Linked DNA regions of Homo sapiens: region 1 is linked to region 2. Evidence: chromatin contacts called from ENCODE Hi-C or POLR2A ChIA-PET data. All regions are on one chromosome and are shown on one strand. Each heading gives the region's core, a stretch centred on a gene start or an enhancer-like site at or near the end of the contact. The rest is flanking DNA. Distances are from core to core; before and after follow the strand shown. Region 1 holds the start of RPAP1 (RNA polymerase II associated protein 1). Region 2 has its middle 44 kb from the start of TYRO3.

The links. Hi-C counts contacts between places; a loop is a spot of excess contacts on that map. ChIA-PET counts read pairs that join two places held with the same protein, here RNA polymerase II (POLR2A). Pooled maps may share reads with other maps.
Region 1: a loop to region 2 is called in a pooled map, with 2.0 times the contacts of the local background. The contact joins the promoter of RPAP1 here to the enhancer-like site in region 2. A Hi-C loop is called at or near these places in 19 of 168 maps with a recorded cell type or tissue (B cell, CD4-positive, alpha-beta T cell, CD4-positive, alpha-beta memory T cell and 14 more), 1 of 37 single-sample maps with no recorded cell type and 18 of 50 pooled maps. POLR2A ChIA-PET finds 5 or more read pairs at or near these places in 9 of 52 experiments (A673, HepG2, OCI-LY7 and 4 more).

Annotation. Positions count from the first base shown.
Region 1 is chr15:41,541,803-41,546,327 of GRCh38, forward strand. It overlaps RPAP1 (RNA polymerase II associated protein 1), which reads right to left and starts at 2,455. Exons shown (of 25, transcript NM_015540.4): 1 at 2,417-2,455. RefSeq lists a silencer at 1,015-1,215 and enhancers at 1,695-2,276, 2,210-2,599.
Region 2 is chr15:41,601,373-41,605,962 of GRCh38, forward strand. No RefSeq gene overlaps it. Among named protein-coding and RNA genes, the nearest start is that of TYRO3, 44 kb to the left of the region's middle. Within about 2 kb of position 2,764, at least 4 of the 41 ENCODE cell types and tissues checked have a DNase peak (open chromatin) inside an H3K27ac peak, as active enhancers do; they include Panc1 and dorsolateral prefrontal cortex, where a contact is called at or near this core.

The DNA.
Region 1 (4,525 bases), core at 1,205-3,704, 60 kb before region 2:
TGCCACTGCACTCCAGCCTGGGGGACAGAGCATGAGACTCTGTCTCAAAAAAAAAGTGCTGAATGACACATTTCCTTACTTTTTCTTCATCTACTTCTAAGCAGGATCAGATCTAATAACTAAGCCAGCCTTGGAAACACCTCCCAACACAGGGGTTGGGGGCAGGCTAAAGGGGTAGAAATGGTGAAACAATCACATGACGGTGTGACCTTAAGAACATTATCAAAAAATTTTTTGAGAGTTTACTCTGGGCTGAGCGGTGTACAAGGGGCTGTAAATATAAAGAAATGGGAGTAAAATCCAGTCCCTGGGTTCAAGGGGCTTACTGGGGAGACAGAGACCATGCCGAAATGCTGGGTCTTTTAATAATTTCCCACTTCATTATCTCTCTTTGCCCACACAAGTCTAGAAATTCCAAAGGTTTACAGTTTAAATGATGTCTCCAAGATTGTAAAGGTCTTCCTTTGGTCAATGATGTACCCAAAGTTGGGGTGAGAGAATATGGTAAACACACATATAAATTTACAAGGCAGTACATCCCAGTGATGAAATTAATTGCATAGAAGATCAGTGCTACACGATTTCAGAGGTGGGAAAAATCCCTAAAGGTTAAAAATAGAGGTCAATATTGAAAGAGAAAACTTAGATAAGTAGAGAACTGAAGGAAGTGGATGAAGTGAGCAAAGACCTGTCTACAAAATTTCATCTTAAATTTGGCATAGAACTTGTATTAATTACTATTTGTAGCATGACAACAGCGAAGTATACAGATGTGCCTTTTCCTGGATGGGAGGTAAACAGTATGAAAATGGACTGCCTGTGTTCAAATCCAGGCTCTGCCATTTACTAACTGTGTAAGCTTAAGCAAGGTATTTTACTGAAGTTACTGTGCTTGTTTCCTCATCTGTAACATGAAGATAACTGTACCTACCTCCTGAATTAATTATATATATGTAAGAAGATTAGAACAGAGTCTCATACATGAAAGGACACAAACGCCAGTTATGATTCTTATTATTTATATAGCCAAAGGGCAGATAACCATATCTAATTGTTGGGCAGTCTGACCAACAAACAAGGAAAAAGTCTCCTACCCCAATGCCTACCCAAAGGCCCTAAGGAAGGCTGAACTAGATGAACTGAGAATCCATAGTATGGTAACAATTCACTCCTATAAGAGTCTACATAAGCAGAAACAATTCCTACTTATCCATGGATTCATGTGATCCAAAAGCAAAGTCCAGCTCACTTCATAGGGTGCGCCATACCTACATCACAAAGAGAGCCAGGGGGTTATGGGCACCAGTTTTGGAATCAATAGGCCAGAAGTCAAATACCAGTTCCGCTACTTACTAAATGCACTAAATGTGCGAAATTAGGCAAATTATCAATGCTGTCCTTTTTTTTTTTTTTTTTTTTTTTTTGAGACAGATTCTCCCTCTTGTTGCCCAGGCTGGAGTGCAATAGCACGATCTCGGCACACTGCAACCTCCGCCTCCTGGGTTCAAGTGATTCTCCTGCCTCAGGCTCCCGAGTAGCTGGGATTACAGGCGCCTGCCACCACGCCCGGCTAATTTTTTGTATTTTTTTAGTACAGACGGGGTTTCACCATGTTGGCCAGACTGGTCTCGAACTCCTGATCTCAGGTGACCCGCCCGCCTCGGCCTCCCAAAGTGCTGGGATTACAGGCGTGAGCCACCGTGCGCGGCCTCTATGCTGTCTTAAGTCCCATTTCCACAACTGTAAAATGTGAGTAACAGGTCCTATATAATAGGAAATGTGTGAGGATTTAAATGACTATACACGCAAAACGCCTAGCCCAGTGCCTGTTACTTATATAAATAAACCTCAGTAACAATTATTTTAGTCCTAAGTAAAGCCACCAGTGTGTTTCCCCACAAATCCAGCGCAGATTTGTCCAGAACCAATCAGTGCTAGAAGTGATAACATTTTCAGTTATTAATAGAATAAGAATGGGTTGGCCGGGCGCGGTGGCTCACGCCTGTAATCCTAAAGAGTAATGCCTAAAGAGTAACTCGTAAAAAAAAGTAGTCCTAACAATGGACCTCTGGGTTTATGTTGGCCTCTGAGGAGTCTCTGGGGCTCTTACATTGCAGCCTATCCTCCAGAGCCAGGATCCAATCCCGAGTCGGGACGCGTGACTGCCCTTACCGCTCAGGTCAAGGGCTCCAGTTAAGCCTCCTGGACCACCCAACTCTACAATGAGGAATCATCGAGTCGCAGCTTTCGCCGCCCGTTGAAGGGCCGTGCCCGAGATCTATGCACAGAGGAGGCCACAGTTGCTCCCTTACAGACCAAAGGCCCGCAGGCAGGTTCCAGCAAAGAAACTGGACACGCTACCCTGGGTCCTCCTCCCAGATCACCTGAAATCCGTCCCTCCAGCCCCGCCACCTACGTGCTCCAGGCCTGTCTGGGCGCCGCCATCTTGCCCCGCAGAGATCGCGTTTCCGCCGCCGCCAGATTCCAGCTTCCGCCCCGCAGCCCAGCCCCGCCTCTCCCGGTCTTATCTCGGAGCATTCTGGGCTTTGCTTGTTCAGTGCAGCGGACTGGTGAGCGCGGTGCTGCGCGGCTGGCGGTTTATTACCCCCACGTAAGCTCTATACCATCACCCAGAACACACATCCTTTTTTTTTTTTTTTTTTTTTGAGACAGAGTCTTGCTCTGTCGCACAGGCTGGAGTGCTGTGGCGCAATCTCGGCTCACTGCAACCTCCGCCTCCCGGGCTCAAGCGATTCTTGTGCCTCAGCCTCCCGAGTAGCTGGGATTACAGGTGCCCGCCACCACGTCTGGCTAATTTTTGTATTTTTAGTAGAGACGGGGTTTCACCATGTTGGCCAAGCTGGTCTCGAACTCCCGACCTTAGGTAATCCGCCCGCCTCGGCCCCCCAAAGTGCTGTGATTACAGGATGTGCCACCGCGCCTGGCCCACACATGCTTCTGATGTACAGCAGGCACAGCCCCTTCTGCACTTACGACACCCCTGGCAGGGACACAGCGTTCCTCAGACGTCCCTCTGCACTCACCAGCCAGTGTTACCACATCCCACATCCCAGCACCCACGCCCACGGCAGCACACAGAAACGTGGACACACACACACACCCCAACGTGACGAATGTGTTTATGGAAGAGCTAGAAGGTAACCATGAAAAAGGCCCAAGGAAAGAACACTGCCAGTGTGCACTGCAGAAATAGTGGTGGTGAGAAGAGAGGGAATAAAGCTTCCTTGCTAGCAAGGTTATCATCTTCTCCAGAATCTTGCCTTTGTTCATCCCACTCTCCCTTCTTGGAAATCCTCCCTCTTTTCCCTGCCACCCCTGTCTCCAAAGGATAACTCTTTAAGGCCTAGCTGGCGTCAACTCTAAAACCTCTGCCAGCCACGCCTACTCACCAAACTTTCCTTGGATTCACCTGGAATCTCACCGCCTGCACCAGTTGTGTGGTATGCTAAGAACACACTGCCAACTACCAACTGTCACCGGTTACCTTTTCACAGGCTTATGTCCTGTTCCCTTGAATAGACTGTCAGTTCCTTGTGGGCACCAGACCTTGTACTTTGCATCTAAATACTGAGCACCCAACGTGTTGCCATGCACATAGTAGGACCTTAAGTAAATCATTTCTAGACCAAAGGACATCATGGGGCAGCCAATGTTAGTCCAGTGGCTTTCCAACTTTAACAGGCACCAGAATCAACTGGAAGTCTTGTTAAACCAGATTGCTGGGGCCAGGCACAGTGGCACATGCCTATAATCCCAGTACTTTGGGAGGCTGAAGCTGGCAGATCACCTAAGGTCAGGAGTTCGAGACCAGCCTGACCAACATGGTGAAACCCCATCTCTACTAAAAATATAAAAATTAGCAGGGCATGGTGGTGTCCATCTGTAGTCCCAGCTACTCAAGAGGCTGAGCCAGGAGAATCACTTGAACCTGGGAAGCGGAGGTTGCAGTGAGCCAAGATGGAACCACTGCACTCCAGATTGGGCCACAGAGCCAGACTCTGTTTCAAACAAAACGAAACAGATTGCTGGGCCTCAACCTCTGAGTTTCTGATTCAGTAGGTTTTTCTTTTTCTTTCTTTTTTTTTTTTTAAGACGGAGTCTTGCTCTTGTCGCCCAGGCTGGAGTGCAATAGCATGATCTCGGCACACTGCAACCTCCTCCTGGGTTCAAGTGATTCTCCTGCCTCAGCCTCCCGAGTAGCTGGGATTACAGGCGCCCGCCACCATGCCCAGCTAATTTTTGTATTTTTAGTAGAGACGGGGTTTCACCATGTTGGCCAGGCTGGTCTCGAGCTCCTGACCTCAGGTGATCCACCTACGTCAGCTTCCTAAAGTGCTGGGATTACAGGCATGAGCTACTGCACCTGGCCTGTTTCAGTAGGTTTCCTTTTTTTTTGTGACAGAGTCTCGCTCTGTCGCCCAGGCTGGAGTGCACTGGCGCAGTCTCAGCTCACTGCAACCTGCACCTCCCGGGTTCACACCATTCTCCTGCCTCAGCCTCCTGA
Region 2 (4,590 bases), core at 1,514-4,013:
TGAGGCAGGAGAATTGCTTGAACCTGGGAGGTGGAGGTTGCATTGAGCGGATATCGCACCACTGCACTCCAGCCTGGGCAACAAAGCGAGGTTCCATCTCAAAAAAAAAAAAAAAAAAAAAAAGAAGGGAGACAGACCTTTTTCAGCATCTTCATTCCTTGGGGCAGCTTGACCTCCAGCAAGACTGGTAAGGACCATGGTGCAAGGAGCATGGCCTGCCCATGACCTGAACTGGAAATCCAGCCTATGTGATGGTATTAGCCTGAGTTCCTGGTTAACATTTTATAGTGACCCATCAAATATGCATAAAAAAGTAAGGAAGCCTGGGCATGGTGGCTCATGCCTGTAATCCCAGCACTTTGGGAGGCTGAGGCAGGCGGATCATGAAGTCAAGAGATCGAGCCCATCCTGGCCAACATGGTGAAACCCTGTCTCTACTAAAAATACAAAAATTAGCTGGGTGTGGTTGGGGGAGCCTGTAATCCCAGATGCTCGGAGGCTGAGGGAGGATAATCGCTTGAACCCAGGAGGCGGAGGTTGCAGTGAGCCTGGGGGACAGAGTGAGACTCCATCTCAAAAAAAAAAAAAAGAAAAAAAAAAAAAAGGAAGGAAGGAAGCTTGCAGTTTTGATTAATAATAAAGGCTGGTGTTTCCATGGTCCCCATCCCTGGGAAGACCTGTGGGCTACCTTCCCAGGTTTCTTTTGCCTCTGCAACCTGGTCGAGGGGTTAAGAGTTGGGGAGGTGAGTAGAACTGAGTGGCTTTGCTCCACTTTTTTCCCTTAATCCTGGCAAAGGGTCCCATACATCATAGCTGTTAAGATGCTCACAGCTTCTCTGAGGGCAGAGTTCACTTCATTGCTTTCTTTCTTGGGGTTTCACTCCTTTCATTCTGCTTTTTATCCTTTCCTGGCCTGGTTGACTCTGGATATATCATAGATATTTTCTGAATCTTCTTCTGTATTTGTTAAATAGGGTTAAGACCCTTCTCTGGCCTTTTCACTAGAATACAACAAAGATTAAATCAGCTTTCATTGATAAGAGAGCTTTGTATAATGCAAATTATAAGTATCATTTGTGATGGCCATAATCTAGGATTAAATTGCATTCCCTAACACAAAAACTTTCCATTCCTCAGTATGATAGTCAGAGAGGATGCTATTAGTATGTTTTCAGAAATTCCTTTTTTTTGAGACAGAGTTTCGCTCCATGCTGGAGTGCAGTGGAGTGATCTCAGCCCACTGCAACCTCCGCTTGCCGGGTTCAAGTGATTCTCCTGTCTCAGCCTCCAGAGTAGCTGGGATTACAGGCGTGCCCCACCATGCCTGGCTAATTTTTGTATTTTTAGTAGAGATGGGGTTTCACCATGTTGGCCAGGGTGGTCTCAAACTCCTGACCTCAGGCGATCCAACCACCTCACCCTCCTAAAGTGCTGGAATTACAGGTGTGAGCCACTGCGCCCAGCCTGTTTTCAGAACTTCTTTATCTCCTAGGCCAGCCAGAAACATTAGTGAGAACTTGGAAAACAACTGCTGCATGTCTGGGGTTGACATAACGTCTGTTCCCTCAGTGGGTCTTATCTTCTGCCCTGTGAACAGTGATCCACCTCATGTATTCACAATTCACAGTCTTGCTCTTCCTTTCATTCAGGTAGGCAGGTAGTCTCAGGCCAAACTTCCCAAAGGTTATGAATTCAGGTTCTGGATTCCCATCTAGAATCAGTCTACTTGGGTCCGGAACATTTGGAGCCCATGTAAATACTGAGTGTGTGTGTGGTGTGTGTGTGTGTCTGTGTAGGGAGGATGAACTTGAAAATGCTATGGAAATAAATAATGGAGTAGCAAGGAGGACGTTCTGTCTGATTACAGTAAAATAATTCTAAATTAATAGGAGACGGGAATAGGAAAGGTGACTAAGAGAAAAGCTAATTTCTGATAGAAACTTAGGGAGCAAAACCTATGTAGCTAAGCAGCGGCTAAGAGGGAATGAGACATGATATAAAACCTGAAGAAGAGGCGTCCTGGTTTTAGCTTAGCCCAAGGGCAAAAGTAATAGGAGAATAAAACAGACTTCTACAATCTGTAGATTTCTTCTTGTTCTGCTAGAAAAGACAGAGTTGGTGGGGGACAGTGGGGTGTTTAGGACTATATGGAACCTTCTTGAAACACATACAGATAGCTTAAGGACAGACAGCATGACCACAAGTCTTCAATCTGTCATTAACTTGCACGTGTGGGTGTGTGACATCTACCTCTGACTGGAAACAGCAATTAGAAGGCGGCTTTCGTCTCTTAGAAGAGTGCCTGTTCCTATGTGAGGAGCACCCAGGACTTCAGCTGGATGACAGTGGGAAGCTGTTGATGTAGTGGCTTTGACAGCTTCAACTCATGTCTGCTTTGGTGTCAGACACTCCTGATCTTTCCCGAGCTTTCACGCAGTACAGTAGGAAAAACTGTAGGCTTCTCTTCTCAGTAAAGGACTAGATATTGCCACTCATCACTCTTCTTAAGTCTATCCACTAAGAGTGAAGAAGCATGTCAGAGCTTACCCATCGGTCCTGAACTGACCTCCTCTGGAGGTCTCTCAGTTGGCCACAGTTTAGCTCTGTGTCCTCATCACTATGAGGAATTAGTCTTCCCTTCGCATCCACCAGGAGGAGGTAGAGGGCATGCCCGTTTGGGTGATGCCAGGACCGGCGCGCTTCACAGGGGTTTGTAAGCACCCCCTCAACCTCCCTTCCTTTTCCTGGCAGCAAATAGCAGAGGTTAGTGAGCATCAGCCTTGTCTCCCTGAGTGGGGAGGAGGGAAATGGGGGAAGGGAGACAGCATATCAAAATGCACTTCCAAAATGAAAATGAAGACAAAAAAGAAGAAAAAATGATTTCTGTGGCACATGGTGCTACTGAGGGAGAGGTGATGACAGCCTCCTCCCATTTCAGGAACAGTTCCCAGCGTTGTCTGTAGGCGGATTCACATGACACATTCTTAAACCCAATTCCATTCTGTGTTGCGTTTGCTCCTTGCTCACATCTCAGGAACAATGTATCTCTACATCTTTGTATCTAAGTTTGATTCTGAATGGATTGTCTAGCTGAATATCCCGGCTGCCCCGCTTGTAATGAATTTGTGCCAGTACTTAGCCTTTTGAGTCATGAAACCCCATCAACCCAGCTCTCTGCATCTGCACATGACCTGGAATGCCTGGAGAGTTACTAAGAAGTTGGAAGTTCTTCACGATGTCTCGATGTGAAAAAATACAAATGCATATTGCTGGAGGAAGTAATACCAATGATGCAAATTTGCCTGGAAACTATTCTGAACCCAGCTGTCCTTCCTGGAAAATGAAATTTTGGTTGCGGCATTTTTTGATTGATGTCTCTACATGAGGAGGTTTTTGGCTTTTTAGTGTTGCTGCTTTTCTGTTCTCACTCCTCTAAGAATCTTTGCCAAAATACCACTGACATTTGAGGAAGAGAATAGAGACAGTTTGGTTTCTTACTTGTAAATTCCTCTGTTTCCTTGGTGATGTAAATAATTATGTAATATATAAAAAGTTTTTAGCAAATTCAAATTTTGGTTTGAAAAAAACAGGTTTTGTTACCTGTGGTAAAGTCTAGAGGAACAATCTCAGAGAGCTAGAAACTGTCTGTTCCTCCTTAACTCTTTTTACTATTATTATTTTTAAATTTTTAGTAGAGTCAGGGTTTCACCATGTTGGCCAAGCTGGTCTGGAACTCCTGACCTCAAGTGATCTGCCCGCCTCGGCTTCCTATAGTGCTGAGATTACAGGCGTGAGCCACCGCGCCCAGCCGTGTTCCTCTTTAACTGTTTTTAAATTAGAAAATCTAGCCAGGCGCAGTGGCTCACGTCTGTAATCCCAACACTTTGGGAGGCCAAGGCTGGCAGATCACCTGAAATCAGGAGTTCGATACCAGCCTGGCCAACATGGTGAAACCCTGTCTCTACTAAAAATACAAAAAATTAGCTGGGCATGGTGGCAGGTGCCTGTAATTCCAGCTACTCAGGAGGCTGAGGCAGGAGAATCGCTTGAACCTGAGAGGCAGAGGTTGCAGTGAGCCAAGATTTCACCATTGCACTCCAGCCTGGGCAACAAAAACAAAACTCTGTCTCAAAAAAAAAAAAAAAAGAAAAAGAAAGATAAGAAAAAGAAAATCTCTCCTGAAACATAGGGGCTACTGAGACCCCAAATCTAATGCCATTTTAAACATGCACTTTTAAAAGTTTCAGTAAGTCTGCCCAGGTGTGCGGCTGGTGTACAGCCCTGTCAGAAGACAGCCTAGAATAATTCTCTGCCACCTTCAGCTTTATTAGGAGAATCCTGTCCAAAGGGCAGACCCAGAGTCCAGGAATGTGAAAGGAAGGGCAGAATCACCTCAAACAGCCCGAAAGGACTGAGGAATTCCACACATCTGGTTTGTGGAATCTTCAAGGGGAGAGGTTCTATTAGCAGAAGAAAATAGGAGACTGATGGTCTGGAAGAGGGCTCACTCTATTTGCACCCTCAGAGGCATACTTTTCACTCTGGCTATTCTAAACTTTTATATTCACTCAGGTTCCCAATTTCCGCTCT